Regions from separate parts of the Homo sapiens genome. Here all the other regions are linked to region 2. The links are chromatin loops, found by intact Hi-C in ENCODE. Cell type or tissue: dorsolateral prefrontal cortex. All regions are shown on one strand.

Region 1 (5,000 bases), 510 kb before region 2:
AGAGATCATTCAAATTGGTCTCTACTCAGCTATAGTAACCAAAACAGCATGATACTGTTGTAAAAACGGACACATAGACCAACAGAACAGAATAGAGAACCCAAAAACAAATTCATACATCTAGAGTGAACTCATTTTTGACAAGTGTGGCAAGAACATACATTGGGGAAAGGACATTCTCTTCAATAAAATGGTGCTGAGAAAACTGGATATCCCTATGCAGAAAAGTAAAAACCAGAACCCTATCTCTCACCATATACAAAAACCAAGACAATGTAGATTAAGGAATTAAAATCTAAGACCTCAGAGTATGAAACTACAAAAAGAAAATATTAGGAAAACTCTCCAGGATATTGGGCCAGGCAAAAATTTCTCGAGTAATACTCCATAAGCACAGGCAACCAAAATAAAAATAGACAAATGGGATCACGTGAAGTTAAAAGGCTTCTGCATAGCAAAGGAAACAATCAACAGAGTGAAGAGACAATCCACAGAATGGGAGAAAATATTTACAAACTATGCATCTGACAAGGGATTAATAACTAGAATAAGGGGCTCAAGCAACTCCCTAGGAAAAAATCTAAAAATCCAATTAAAAAATAGACAAAAGATCTGAATAGACTTTCTCAAAAGAAGACATACAAATGCCAAACAGGTATATGAAAAGGTGCTCGATATCATTCATCATCAGAGAAATGCAAATCAATACCACAATGAGACATGATCTTACCTCTTTTGAATAAAACAAGTTAAAACTTGTTTTATTCAAAAGATGAGCAATAACAAATGCTGGCAATGATGTGGAGAAAAGGGAACCTTTGTACACTGTTGGTGGGAATGTAAATTAGTACAACCACTATGGAGAACAGTTTGGAGTTTCCTCAGAAAACTTACAATAGAACTACCATAGGGTCCAGCAATCCCATGGCTAGGTATATATCCAAAAGAAAGAAAATCAGTGAATCAAAGAGCTGTCTGTAATCCCATGTTTATTACAGCACTATGCAGAACAACCAATAATTTGAAGCAATCTAAGTGCCCATCAACAGATGAATGGATTTTTAAAAATGTGGTACATATACACAGTGGAGTACTATTCAGCCATAAAAAAGAATGAGATCCTGTCATTTGCAGCAACATGGATGGAACTGGAGGTCATTATGTTAAGTGAAATGAGCAAGGCACAGAAAGACAAACTTTGTATTTTCTCATTTATCTGTGGGAGCTAAACGTTAAAACAATTAAACTCCTGGAGATGGAGAGTAGAAGGATGGTTACTAGAGGCTGGGAAGGGTAGTGAGGTGATGGGGAAGTAGAGATGGTTAATGTATACAAGAATATAGTTAAATAGGATGACTAGGATCTAGTATTTGATAGCACAACGGGGTAACTACAGTCAATAATAATTTATTGTACATTGAACAATAACTAAATGTATAATTGGATTGTTTGTAACACAAAGAAAGGATAAATGCTTAACATGATAGAGACTCCATTTATGCTGATGTGATTATTATACATTGTATGCCTGTATCAACATATCTCATGTACCCCACATATATATATATACACCTACTATGTACCCACAAAATTTAAAAATATAAAAATTTAAAAATATGGAGATCCATTCCTACTTGGTTCCAGATGAATTATAGTTCTCTGTGAGCCAAGAAACATCTATATAATTTATAGTCCATTTTGGCTTGCTTTTATAAAGAAAACGTTATTTTCATTCTTAAGAAAATACAGGCTGCATAACATGATGCAATAGTTGATGGAGGCAGTAAACTGTTTCAGTCCTTACTTTAAAACAACAGCAGCTACAAAAACTGGTCTCTACTCAGAAAGGTTATGTGTGGGAAGGGACCACCACTTGAGTTCAGAGGAAGGTTCATTTGCTAGGATTGTTGTAACCAAGTACCACAAACTGAGTGGCTTACATAACAGTAATGTATCGTCTGAAAACTCTGGAGGCTACAAGTTCAAAATCAAGGTCTTGGTAGGATTGGTCTCTTCTTAGAAATGTGGTTTGTAGATGTATTACTGCAATCTCTGCCTTCATGTTCACATACTGTTCTCTGTGTGTTTGTCTGTGTCCAAATTTCCCTTTTTTATAAGGACACCAGTCACATTGGTCACCCTACCCCAGCATACCCTCATCTTAACTAATTACGTCTGCAAAACCCTGTTTCCAAATAAAGGCACATTCTGAGTTGCTGAAAGTTAGAGCTGCAACATATGAATTATGAGGAGGGGAGACACAATTCAGCACACAACAGCAATGATAAACAATAGTGCCCCATCCTTTCCAGTTACCTTGGGGATGATACTTTTTTCTCTATAAGATACAGAAATTACAGGCTTATTGATTAATCTGATATGTTTTTAGTACTAATTTAAATTTATATTTGGGGGGATATGGGGGATTAAGAATATCTCCCAGCAAATTCCCTTTCTGTTAATCTCCCCCAGCTTGCAGTGACAGGGACGTTACTCTGGAAAGAGATGTACCTTAGGCTTTACCTATAACTGGGCACTGTCATGGCCGACTGTTTTCTCACCCAGTCAGACCCTCCAACAAATGCCATTTTGTTTGTAGTAGCAGGAAGAAATGGAAGGAAAGAAGGAAGAACTGAGGGAAAGGAGAAAAGGGTCCCTTTTTTCCCACAAGTAGGAACATAATGCCAGAGTGCCCTTCCCGACTCATTTCTGACCCACAGAGACTGCTGCAGCATCTCTGACCACAACTGTGTAACACCTAAAACAAGGGAGCCCATTCTGAATACTGTGGTGATAATTAGAAAGAAGGCATGGAATTTTCCAAGACATTAACATTGGCAAAATGGTTCTGAGTGTGCTTTGTGTAAAAGTAATATTTGCAAAACACATCTGTCTGTTGAATATTAGAGTCAAAACACGTGGCAAACATTTTCATGGTATTCCACCAGGGGGTGCTCCCCCCAATAGAAAGAAGCAAGAAAACTTGAAAATATGACTATTTGAACAGCCCCAAAGAAAACATTTGTTTCTGCCAAAATCATGAAAACAAACATTTTTTTTCTTTGGGAAACAAACATATTGGCTCATAAAATGAGGTTTGAAAAAAAAACAGCTTCTATAACATATATATGTACATATTTTAAACTTGCCTGAAGGAAGATAAAACAGTGCATTGACTGATGATAGGTTTGATTATTTAGAAACTAAGAAATAGATTCCCAGAGAGAGTTCTCAGATCATTTCCAGCTTAAGAACTTTTAGAACGTTAAATGCAAATGAAGAGAGAGAAGCCAATTCTCCTGACCCCTGTAAAGCTCTTAAAAACATGCACTCCTCATAATATAGACAGCCGAAACCCCTTAGAAACTATATAGGAGTTACTATTAAGAAGCAAGCATTCAAGGATCTGATATGGCCCAGACTCTATGAAGTGCCAGTTTGATAAGCCATGTATCTGAGGTCCTCCTCTTGAGAGTTTTTATGCAAATCACTAGAAGCCCTACTTTTAATTTACCAAGAACTAAGTTGTATGGTGTGAAGCTCAAGGAATTTACTCGAGACTCAAATATTTTAGAAATTTTTTCTTTCAAATATACTTAGATTTTACATTATGAACCTTGCTTTTATACAAATCACTTTTTTGTTATTTGAGGAACAAGATAACATTTTCTTGGCAGGATTACTATAGTCCCCCCAACAAGCTCTACCAAAGAAGATAATAGAACTTATTGAGCTTAAATGAATTATAGGAAAGTTCCTGAAAAGTCCAAGGTAAATGTGAAGAGAACCCGATTCTCTTAACCTCACCCAACCCAGCACTTGATTCTCCCTTGTTTCCTGGTTTTCATACACACACTGGGAAAGGAAAAGGAAGAAGAAACAAGGATGTCGTTATGGCTGAAGGAGCTTTGAGCTTCCTTTGCTCTTTATCGCAAAATGCATTGAATATTTCCCTCATTTCTCGTAAGCCTGTTACATTTAATCCTACTGCTTATTGATATAAGAAAACTAAAACCATCTCTACGTTTGCAAAAGCGTATTTTACAATTTCTAGAACATTCACAGCAGCCACAATGCCACAGTGAATTGCCTCAAAAAAACAATGCTGATTTCTGTTTTGGGCACATTATTTCAGAAAACAACTCACCAGCAAGATAGCAATTCTACACAGAATCGTTTATATCATTACGTGGAAGATTATAACCCTAAAAAATATTCCCCAATTTGTTTCTTTACTGAATTCTGCTTTCTAAAATCAAGACAAACAAATAGGTATCTAAGAGAATTAGAGTGGTAAGAGTGTGAGGCTTAATTCCATATTGCACGTGCATGATGCTCTGTTTTTTATAGCTCCTGCTTAAACAAGCTTGAAAATAAAGCCATGGATCGATGGCCTGAGATGTATCATTACGGAGAATGCAACCCTGGGATTAAGTTAACCAGCCATTCTTCCATGCCGTGAACAAAGCTTGTCCTGGGAATCTGAGACATATGTTGTGGCCTGGTATGGCCCTTCTATTGCTTGCACCCTGCTCTGTGGGCTATATCACCATGAGTCAGTGGGCTTGGCACAGAAAGGCACATTCCAGCTACAGACCGAGGAAGAAGAAAAACTTCACACAGAGAGAAGAAATGGCAGAAACTTTATTGCAGTAGGAAGAAAAATAGGAAGTAAGAGTTTTAAGTAATATTACATAGTCAACTAATGTTAATAACATCAGCAGCTCTCTTTGAATGACAACTATGTACCAGGCTCCTTTTATACATTATTTTTGACCCTCATGTAACCTTTATAAGTATTCACTCCATTTTGACAGATGATAACTGATGGCCTCAGGTTCTGTAACTTGTCCTAGAATCATGCAGCTAGTATGTGGCTGAATTTTATTTGAACCCAGGCTTCTCTGCCTTCAAAGCCCGTGTCAAGTATGTGTTATGTGGCACCATCATACAATTTTATGTTTTCTTGCAAGAGCAGCATTTCAATGAGTGGCTCAGTC
Region 2 (5,000 bases):
TCTCTGGGAGAAGACAAAGGGAAAAATAGATTCCAGGGAAGCATTACACACAGGATTGAGGGAGAATATGATCCCCTAAAGTGAAACTAAACCTGTCCTTAGACACTTCTCTGAGTATAGCAACAACAGTGTAAAGAACCCTTCTAGCTTTGAAAACCAGACCAGAAATACTGGAACTGATCTTCAGGGACTAAGAGAGGTAGTGAGTTGGGTTGGTCTGGGAAGGACCTTTTAGTTGAAAAGATTTTACCCCAGTTTACTGGTTGAGCTGCCTGTGTCACTAATTTTTGTTGACAGTACCACCCTCCAAGTGGGATTCTGGCTTCCGTTGCTCTGCAATTGCTTGTGGTACAGGGGCTCTCCAGCTTTGTCCCTGACCTGGTGTCTTTTTCTCTTCTTCTGGCTGAATAGACGTCATCCTGCTTGTGAAATTGAACAGTTCCTAGTCCAGGCCACAGTTTCTTTCTCTGATCCTTTTTATTACCTTAGTTTGCGGCATTGACATATTTCAGCATATTCTTCCTTCCCTCACCCACGTCATCAGTCCTTTCCCAGAACTCCTGCCCTTTTTCTTATTTGATATATACTTTTCCCCCCTACAGCCTCCTAGACTCCATCATGCTGGTATTTCTTCCCTTTCAATGTTGCTATCCCTGTATCCCTAATCTGAGCCTCTTTCCTTCCTCTATAATTTGGGGGAATCAAAACTAGTATTTATATTTTTTATTCTACCCTGAGCCTTAACCATTGATATCCCCCTTCCCAACAATGGTGATACTTACCTCTCTCATTTCTACCCACAGTCCTCATCCTGCTGGGGCTTGGAGCTGTCTAAATAAAGTAGATCTCGGGATGTCCTCATTCCTATCAAGGAGTAAGAAAGAGAGAGGAATCACCCACCCAAGTTTCAAAATAACAGAGGATGAGAGAAGCAGTCAGGAAAATGTGATCCTGTATATATCCCATGGAGATATTATTGAATGTAAAATTCCTTACATTTATTCACTCATTTTTTTCAGCAAATGTTTTTTGAGTACTTATTTTACCCCAAGCACTATGTCAGACTCTGAATAAGGGTTAGGAATATCAGACATTTACGTGTGCCAAGCAATGTGCGAAGCACATTTAACCTTCAAAATAACACAAGGAAGTAGGTATGATAACCCCCATTTTAAAATAAGGATCCGTGGTCAGTCAAGTTAACAGGTTGCTTAAGTTCACACAGTTGATAAAGTGACTCTACTACAGTCTCGTGCTTCTCATGTTATGATCAAGCACATTGTGCATTAAGGAAACTTTTATTATTTGTTTGGGGAAACTGAACAAATTATTTATTATTTCTAACAGGGTGGATAGACTTTCGAACAACCAATATACAATCCGCCTGTTGGTAATTTAGGAAGCGTTTCTAGCCTGCTTGTTTTAGGGTTATTGTTATTCATTTACATGTTATAATCTCCTTCTTATCTAAATATTGTATTTGAAATCCAAATACACAGACACACACACACACTCTTTTTTAGTATAAGAGTAATTACAACCCCATATTGAAAAAAGGAAAAATGCTACAACAGAAGCCATTGAATTAAACTCAGAAGTGGGTTATGTAGAGAAAACAAGCCAGTTGCAACGTATCCCCATCTTAAGTTTTCTAATTTTTCTAGCCATGAAATGATCTTTCTAGATACTCTTGCCGTGGCTACGTACAACTGCAGGAAACAGGGTCTTATCTCAGAAACACAAATCATATAAACCTCTAGAATGTGTCTGGGGGATTCTACTGCATCTGTTTTTCCTTCCTTCAATCACAGATGCCTAGCCTCTACCCTGGGCCAATTAAAGGGGATACTTTCAAAAGACACTCTGAAAGCTGAGGGACAGAAAATTTAAATGCATTCGCTCAGCAGGGCACATTCAACTGTGTTTGGGCTCCCCCTAGCTGCATGGAACCAGATTCTCATTGCTTAAGCAGTTCAGCTGAATGCTTAACCTCAAAAGGCTGCGTGCAACAGAGCAAAGATTTTATCTCCTCTGTCTCCCTGGTTTACTCTTCTGAATACACTGTTGTTATTGCATTCAGTTGCGGAGACCGGAGAGCATATTAAGTAGTCCTGGTCAGAAGAGGGAACTCAAGTCAGAGAAAGAAAAGGCAAATGTTATTGTGGGGATTGTTTTAGCGATGCTTTATGAATGTCTACAAAGATAACATCAATTTCCCTTGTCAATACCTTTATTGGTTTTTTTCCCCCAAAGGGAGTGGGCTGAATGTGCTCACTTATTAAACCACCTCGGTCTCACATATAACTGCCACTGTTTTTACATGTAACGTCAATTCATCCTTGTGTAAGGAGTCAGACCGGGTGGAGGGAGTTTGACAGGAAGAGCCACATCATCCACGGCAAAAGCAGCTACCTGGCAGCTGTGGAGAAAGATGTCCCAAAGGCCTTCCCACACATCCAGAGCTACTGCCAAGCAAGAGGAGCTTTAGGAATGAGAAAATTAGAGATGTTTTAGCTTTTGTCTGCCTTACCAAAGCCTACTGTTACTGTTGCTACTGCAAGACAACAGAAGACATCCCCAAGCGGCTTCCAGCATCCCCAAAGCTCTGCCTTAGGGGCTCTGACATTTCAGTGGGTTTTTTTTTCTGTCTTATGTACTGTCGTTGCACTTGGGGAATTACAAAGAGCCAAACAGATGTAGCATAATATATTGGTTAAAGTCATCCATATTGTTATCTATGGAGCGCTGCTGCCTAGGTAGAATGGAGCCACCTATTGTCTCTTTCAATGGAATTAAATGAAGTCTTTGAGTCTACAAGTATTAATTCAGTACTTGGTAGGTTCAAGGAATAGTTCTGGGAACCAGAACACTGGAAATCATTCAGATGCCAGCTCTGCAGGCAAGGACCTCACCATCTATTGGAGGAGGGCGAGCTCCTACACAAGTGAGGGCACGGCCAGGCAGGGTAGGACTTGGCAGGTAATAGAAACAGGGTGTTATGAGGGTGTGGGTGAGGAACAAACCTGTTGCCTGTGATGGAGATTGGGTCAGGAGAGAGGTGCCAGGGGCAACTTCTCAGGATGAATAACATTTGAAGAGAAACAGGCAGAATAGACAGGGTTTTGAGAAGCCAGAAAAGGGATCATAGGGCATTCTGGGAAGAAGGAACATTGCAAAGAGAGAAGTGGAGGTAAGAATGTTAATGGAGCACTGCGGTGGTATTCCATGGCTCCAGTGAGAATGGCAGGGATGAAGAGATGCATAAAAGACTGGCAGGCAGGGTGGGGCCTGATTGTGAAAGGACTTAACCATGGCAGTGAGTTTCCATTTATTGTAAAGGCATTGGGAGCCACATAAGCCTTTTTGAGTGAGGAGCTGGCTTTATCAGATTGGTGTTGTAAGAGAAACTGCAAAGCCTGTTGGGATTGGATGAGAGAAGGCTGTACTAGATAAGTTAAGGAGGATGGATGATGCAGCAATCCATCCCGAGAGGGAGCGAGAGGGTCAGAACTGGAGCGTGGTGCTGGGAACCCAGTGAATAGCACGATTCAGCCTGGCTGTGCTCTGACAGTCTGGATTATCTTGGGGCTGTCTCAGAGGAGATCTGGGGCTGCCCCAGAAGTGGGTTTTACTCTCACTGTGCTGTGTTGTATTAATAGCTGACAGCTGTATTCTTCTCTGGTTTTGTACTTTTCTTTTTTTTAAGTAAAAGCACATCAAACCAGTTTTCTATTAGTTTCTACTCCTAATCCTCTATTAACATAAATGTTTTATGCTGAATGTGTGGTAACCCACAACAAAATCTCATTTTCTAGATTCAGAAATGTTAAAACAAAAATGATCAACACCGCCCCCCCGCCAAAAAAAAAATCCTCACCATGGAATATAGTTCCAGAAATGACTAACAGTATTAAGAAATAAACACAGGTGTTCTGAGACACAGCACTTAACCCTCAGCCACATTTGCCTCCTGCTACTTTCAGCCTACTAACCTCACCCATGAATTGACAATATGTAAAAACCCCTTCTGTCCTTTCACGTTGTATAAAGTACTTTAGTGCTATAGTGTTAAGCAACATTTAAGTAATTAATGCATTTCTGCTGTCACAATGCAGCAATTTTGCCAGAATGTATGTGGGAGAATGTAGATGGATTAAACACATTTATATCTCCAAGAAAATTGAGCAGCTATGTCAAAATAAAATATCACTGTGCATGGTTTACCATTTTATTTTTTTCTCTAATTATTAGACAAATTTCAAACTTGGCTGTCTGTCTGAGTATGAGACAGATTAGGGCTATTTATTTATACCTAATTCCAATTAGAATATATAGGATTGTCATTTCTAAAATAAGTATGGTTCAGTGTGAACATTATCATACTTTAGAAATTATACAAAATAATTTCTTTCAGACACTTTTAAACAATGCAGTAAGTGAAAACAAGTTTAAGGGTCCAAAGAGAATATTTGGATATTGGTATTTCCTTGCATCCCTTTCTCTCATAAGGAGGAAGGTCAGATCTACCCCCAGCAAGACTGGAAGAGCTGCTCCACTTGGCCAGCTCTCTCCTCTTTCATTTCAGAAAATGCAGAGAGTGAGGGCAGATCCCATACACTAAGACTTAATGCTTTCTAGAGCCTCTTTCTGCTCTGTGATTCTGCGGCTTCTGGCGGCTCCTAGAGGATCCCAGACTGAGCATTGATAGGCCTCTGAGGGCAGGTGAAAGATCTCTGTTGATAGCAAGAAAAGCAGGCACACAGGAAAGCCTAGGATCAGAGGTGGGGGTTGAGGAGTGTGAGAAATAAAAATGGTGGCATTATTACCTAGTTTTTCTGTTTGTTTGTTTGTTTTCATTGTTGTGTTAACCTTCAGCTGCTCTACAGATTCTTGCTGTATTAGGGTTAGTGAAGTGCTGAATTTTTGCCGATTTTGCAAAGCATAGTCACGACAGTTACTCTCAGATCACCTTGTGAACCCGACTCCCAGAAAAGCAGCCA
Region 3 (5,000 bases), 700 kb before region 2:
ACATTAATCCATGGTTACTAAAAAGCTTGCAGTCTCCCAACTCCCCCACAAGAGAGGGGGCTTTACTATATATAAGTCTTTACTTGGTCAGTTTTGCATTGGACCTGAATCCATAATGTAACTTCTGCATCAGTGCCCCCGCTGCTGTCTTTTATGCCTCTCCTTCCCTGTATGCTTGAGTGCAAAAAGTAATTTCTACTTCCTCCTTCCCTTGTGAAGCTCACATCAAACCTCTCCCTCTTTGAATCTACTCTTGCTTTAATTAGCTATACCAGAATTTTCCACACCTCTCTGGGGATGGATATCACATTAAATAAAATTGATGTTCTCCCCATGAGTTGCCAGTTTCTTATTTTTCCAAATAAATTTAATAAAATATCCCATTTACTATCACTAAATTTCTTGAATGAAAGGGCAGTTTTATTTTCAAAATATAGGAACAACACCATCTCAACATAAAGGAAGTTCCCTTACATCAGAAAGCAATTGCCATCACAAAAATATTTCAAGGTTGTTTTCCTTTATCATCACACGGCAGCATTTGGGAAACGTTTAGCTAATTACCTGTAGGTATGCTCAAATAGGCATAGCTTTCTGTGATCAATTATAAACTACCTCTTAGCAAAAGTCATTTCTTAAGGATTTGTGCTGGTACATGACTTACCCATATCATTGTTTCCACAGCTCAAAGCAATGAAGTCATAGTCTCACAGATCATTCGTGTTTGGGAACCATTGAAATCATTAAGTCTTGGTCATTTTTTCACTTGAATTTAGGGCCATATAATATCTTTTGTGGATTAACCAGAGCTAGTTATTTCTGAGTCTCATTTTTATTTATCCTTACTCTATGTCAGGCCCTATGTTAGACCTGGGGTTTACAAAGAGGACTAAAGTGGCATCTTTGTTCTTGGGTATTCGCTAACTCAACTTCACACCTAACTGCCTGCCTGCCCTCTGGACATCATTACTCCACTACATCTCATTGACTCTCACAGCCGAGCTGAGACTTACTAGTGAGGTGAGTCCCAGGGAACCCTTGAATCAAAGGAAAGAATAATGAAAAATTACTGAGCACCTACTATACTTAGGCATTTCACATAGCATATCAGTGTATGTTTTTTGTATTATCAAAAAAACCTTTTGAGTAGGTACAGTCTTCAATAATTTACCGATGAGACAGCTATCTAAGAGAGGTTCAGAAACTTGTCACAGGTTTATTAAGGGTAGCCTAAGGACTGTTCTCAAGTTTTGTTTGTCTGATTTCAAAGACCCTGAGTTTTTTTTACACATCTAGCTGCCTTTAAGAGAGGAGAACACAAAGACCCAATTTGTATACCTAGTGGAAGCTGAGCCACGCTTGATTTCTATTATATCCAACCTTTATGTTTACATGATTACCTTCTGCTCTTACCTTTGGTATTGTTCGCTTGCTGCTATTTACCTAAAACATCTGCAAAGCTATTTTAAATCAGGATATAGGTTTCAGTTCATATTTTACATCTTCAGTGAAGCACTCCCTGACCACTCCCCTATATAGTTACCTTCTCATCACTATTCCCTCTTCATGTTATATTTTTTACCACTTACTGCAATCTGTAAGTATCTTATACAATTGCTTATATTCCTAACATAAAGAGTAGTATCTAGCACAAAACATGCCCTTGATAAAATTATTGAGGTACATGTATTTTTCAGATAAAATTAGCATTGTTATTTTTTATTAGAATACCGCATCTTTGAAAATTCTAAGTATTCTTTTTCTCACAATAGATACGTTTCTGAAGAGTTCTATAGTTTTCATGCTTTTAAAAAATAAACCAAAATATGAATTTGAAATTATGTAACACATGTAGCAATTTTAAGAGACCTATAAACCTTAAGCAAAAAAAACCCCTATGTAAATAGCCTTCTTTCAATAATTTACATTTATATGTTTATCTTATAGGAATGTATCTTCCACATCTCAAAAATGACACATATTTATGATGTCTCAGTTAATGAGGAGAATTAGGTATTCAGTTTCTAGTAAGTAATGAACATCTGGATGCAGTTCTCCTCTGCTGTCAGCAGGGGTCTCAAAAAGCCTTTTACCCATCAAAATGTCTATTAAAAATTAGTGAGTTGTTTTGTTGTTAACAAAATGGAACACACATACTCTAAAATTTGTTAAATGCATTTTGTTAAATCTCTGTATCTTGTTTCTAAATGACACATGTTTGGTTTTGCTTATGTGTATTGATAACTGTTATTTAATATTTACCTAGCACTAAGTTGATAAGTATATCTTAACAAGCATCAGAACACACAGTGTGAAAATAGGACTGATTTGTGTTTCTTGAGGTTCTTAACATATTTCCTGTGTTTAAACAAGTCCAAGGAATTGCATGAAACTAATAGAATTGGTATAACAACAGCCTGCAACTCTTCAGTCTAACTCTTTCTAAATTATTCAGTGACTTGTTTGGGAAGAAGCCGATCGCACTTGCCTTGTAGAAAATGTTTTCTTCTCCTTTTAGCTCAGTCCCAACAGGGCCTGCCAGGCACAAAAACTGCCTCCTGGATGCCCATAAGCATTGCAGTCCTGATTTTAGGGAGGGTAGCAGAGGTCCCAGCAGCATTTTTACCTGCCTTCTCTCACATTTCAATAGTGTTGGCATTTCCGCTCTTCTCTCCATTCCCCAGCAAAAGGTGAGAAAAGTCTCCGTAGCAGACCACCTCTTCCAGAGTTGTTTTCTTCCCATGCACTCACCGATGTTTGCTTGTTATTCACACTGCCCTCAAGCCCTTTCTTCAAGTCGCCCTATGTTTTCACTCCCATTATCAATAGGAATTCAAGCTTGCAAATAATCAGCAGAAAAGTTAGCATTTCCAAAGCCCATTTTTACATTCACTTTCATAAGATTTCTGATAAGGAATCCTCCCAAATTAAGTGCTGATTGTTGTTGGTATCCCCTCCACCATTTTACTATATCTATCTAAAAAATGGATGAAAGGATGGACAGACGAATGGATGGATGGATAGATTAAAAATAGATACATATGAGTAAATATACTCATACTACCTGTACATATAGATATATGTATTTAGTAAATATATACTATATATGAACACACTATACATGTAAGGTGAATATATGTATATATATTTAATAACTCTAGTTTTATCTCTTTATCAATTTGTCCATCTATGTAGTAAATCCTAGGGACGCCAAGAATTGGCATTTCTCCCTCTGTGCTGACCATTGAACTGGGTAACGATGGTCAAAATCCTGCCTCCAAAACCTCATAATTTATCAAACATTACAAAGTTCAGCACACAAAAATCTCATGAGCACTTTCAAAATGATATGTAGCTAAATTCAGACACTGTGTAAAGTGCATATGTGCTGAAAGGAATAAAATAATAACACCATAATGCTAAGGTGATGTTCGATTTATAATAGAAGATATCCCCATGAAAATGTGTTGTGAGTCCAATGGGAAAGGAATGGTGTATTAGTCTGTTCTCATGCTTCTAATTAAGACATACACAAGACTGGGTAATTTATAAAAGAAAGAGGTTTAATTGACTTACAGTTCCATGGCTGAGGAGGCCTCACAATCATGGCAGAAGACAAAGGAGAAGCAAAGGCATGTCTTACATGGCGGCAGGCAAGAGGGCTTTTGCAAGGGAATTCCCATTTATAAAACCATCAGATCTTATGAAACTTATTCGTTACCATGAGAACAGTATGGGGAACCGCCCCCGTGATTCAGCTGTCTCCCACCAGGTCCCTCCCACAACACATGGGAATTCTGGGAGCTACAATTCAAGTGAGATTTGGATGGGGACATGGCAAAACCATATCAAATGGGTCAATCAGTTTGTCATAGAAGAAGAACATCCATATACAGAGAGAAAAAGGATGCAGCAGGGATGCAGAAGTTGTGAAAGAAAGCTTAAGGAATGTGAGAAGTCTCACAGTGGCTTGAGTCTCTCAACCTGGCTTGAGTCTCCTAGACTTTCTCATCTTCGAGAGGATATGGGCTCTGTCTAGTGGATTCCACACTTGTGAAGAGCTACTAACTCAGGCAATGCTAATCGAAAAAGCATTGTCAAATTCATTCTTTCACTTATTCTTTCATTAAATCACTTTCTCCCTTGTTCATTAAACTGCAAGCACATATCAGCCTCTTTTTTTCCATTGGGGTTTGCAAATGCTCTTCCTTCTGTTTAAAATGTTTCTTTCCCCATATTTTATCACATGAGCCTTATTCTCCTTTCTCAGATCTTGTTAATAATTGTTTTAAATCCTCAAAATGGCTTTTCCTGACCAAATTTTATCACAATATCTTGATCATTTTTCACAGAATCTCAAAATTTTCAGTTATTTATGCATTTTATACAAATTCGTTGTCTGTCTTCCCCAGGGGAATGAAAATGTATGAAAGAAGGAATATTTGTTTTCTTTGCTACTGTGTGCTCAGGGCCCAGGATGGTGCCTGGAACATAGTAGGCATTCGATAAATATTGGTGTTAAGTGTGTGTGTGAGTGAAACCATGTGAGTAAGTATGAAGATTCAAACTAAAAAAAGTCTTTTTGCAGAATCAAAAATAAAAATTGAATCTCCCCATGTCCAGAAGAACAGTAATTCCAAGTGCTTATACATAAATTATGTTAGGCATTAAAATTATATATGGTCGGTAGATAAATATTTAAAATACAAACTGATGCATATACTTACAGGGACATCACTCCCTATTTCTCAAAGGTACAAGTAAATATATATGTATATGTTAAAGAATTATAAGCCTCCTGGGATATTGGAATCAATATTAGAAGATATTAGAATGTCCCTGTCTTATAAGATTAACATACTCATCTTTAAAATACTCATTCTAGTCTACAAGATCTGTCATCATTAACAGCAATATCAGCATCATGAATATTTATTAATTACTTACAAGGAGTTGTACACTGGTTTAGAAGTAATCCCTGCCTAAATGGAAATTTGCAG

The links. Hi-C counts contacts between places; a loop is a spot of excess contacts. Peaks named below come from ENCODE experiments on the same cell type or tissue, not always from the same donor. Only the 100,000 strongest peaks of a DNase experiment are listed, where the experiment ranks them.
Region 1: it touches region 2 in a loop (3-fold over the local background); 34 of 110 quality-filtered maps call a loop at or near these places.
Region 3: a loop joins it to region 2, with 3 times the contacts of the local background. A loop is called at or near these places in 27 of 110 quality-filtered maps.

What each region holds. Positions count from the first base shown.
Region 1 is chr3:117,524,621-117,529,620 of GRCh38, reverse strand. All of the region lies in intron 2 of LOC105374056 (a long non-coding RNA gene), which reads right to left. Among named protein-coding and RNA genes, the nearest start is that of LINC02024, 160 kb to the left of the region's middle. In dorsolateral prefrontal cortex, a CTCF peak has its summit at 2,937 (motif pointing right); a DNase peak (open chromatin) is centred at 2,950; H3K27ac peaks cover 622 bases.
Region 2 is chr3:117,016,241-117,021,240 of GRCh38, reverse strand. The region is part of intron 1 of LOC124909415 (a long non-coding RNA gene); the gene reads left to right. Among named protein-coding and RNA genes, the nearest start is that of LINC00901, 97 kb to the right of the region's middle. In dorsolateral prefrontal cortex, CTCF peaks have their summits at 1,727, 1,936 and 4,657; DNase peaks (open chromatin) are centred at 1,950 and 2,413; H3K4me3 peaks cover 799 bases; H3K27ac peaks cover 3,215 bases.
Region 3 is chr3:117,716,591-117,721,590 of GRCh38, reverse strand. It overlaps LOC101926953 (a long non-coding RNA gene), which reads right to left and starts at 1,658. Exons shown (of 5, transcript NR_188507.1): 1 at 1,414-1,658. In dorsolateral prefrontal cortex, CTCF peaks have their summits at 1,871 and 2,074; no DNase peak of the experiment used is centred here.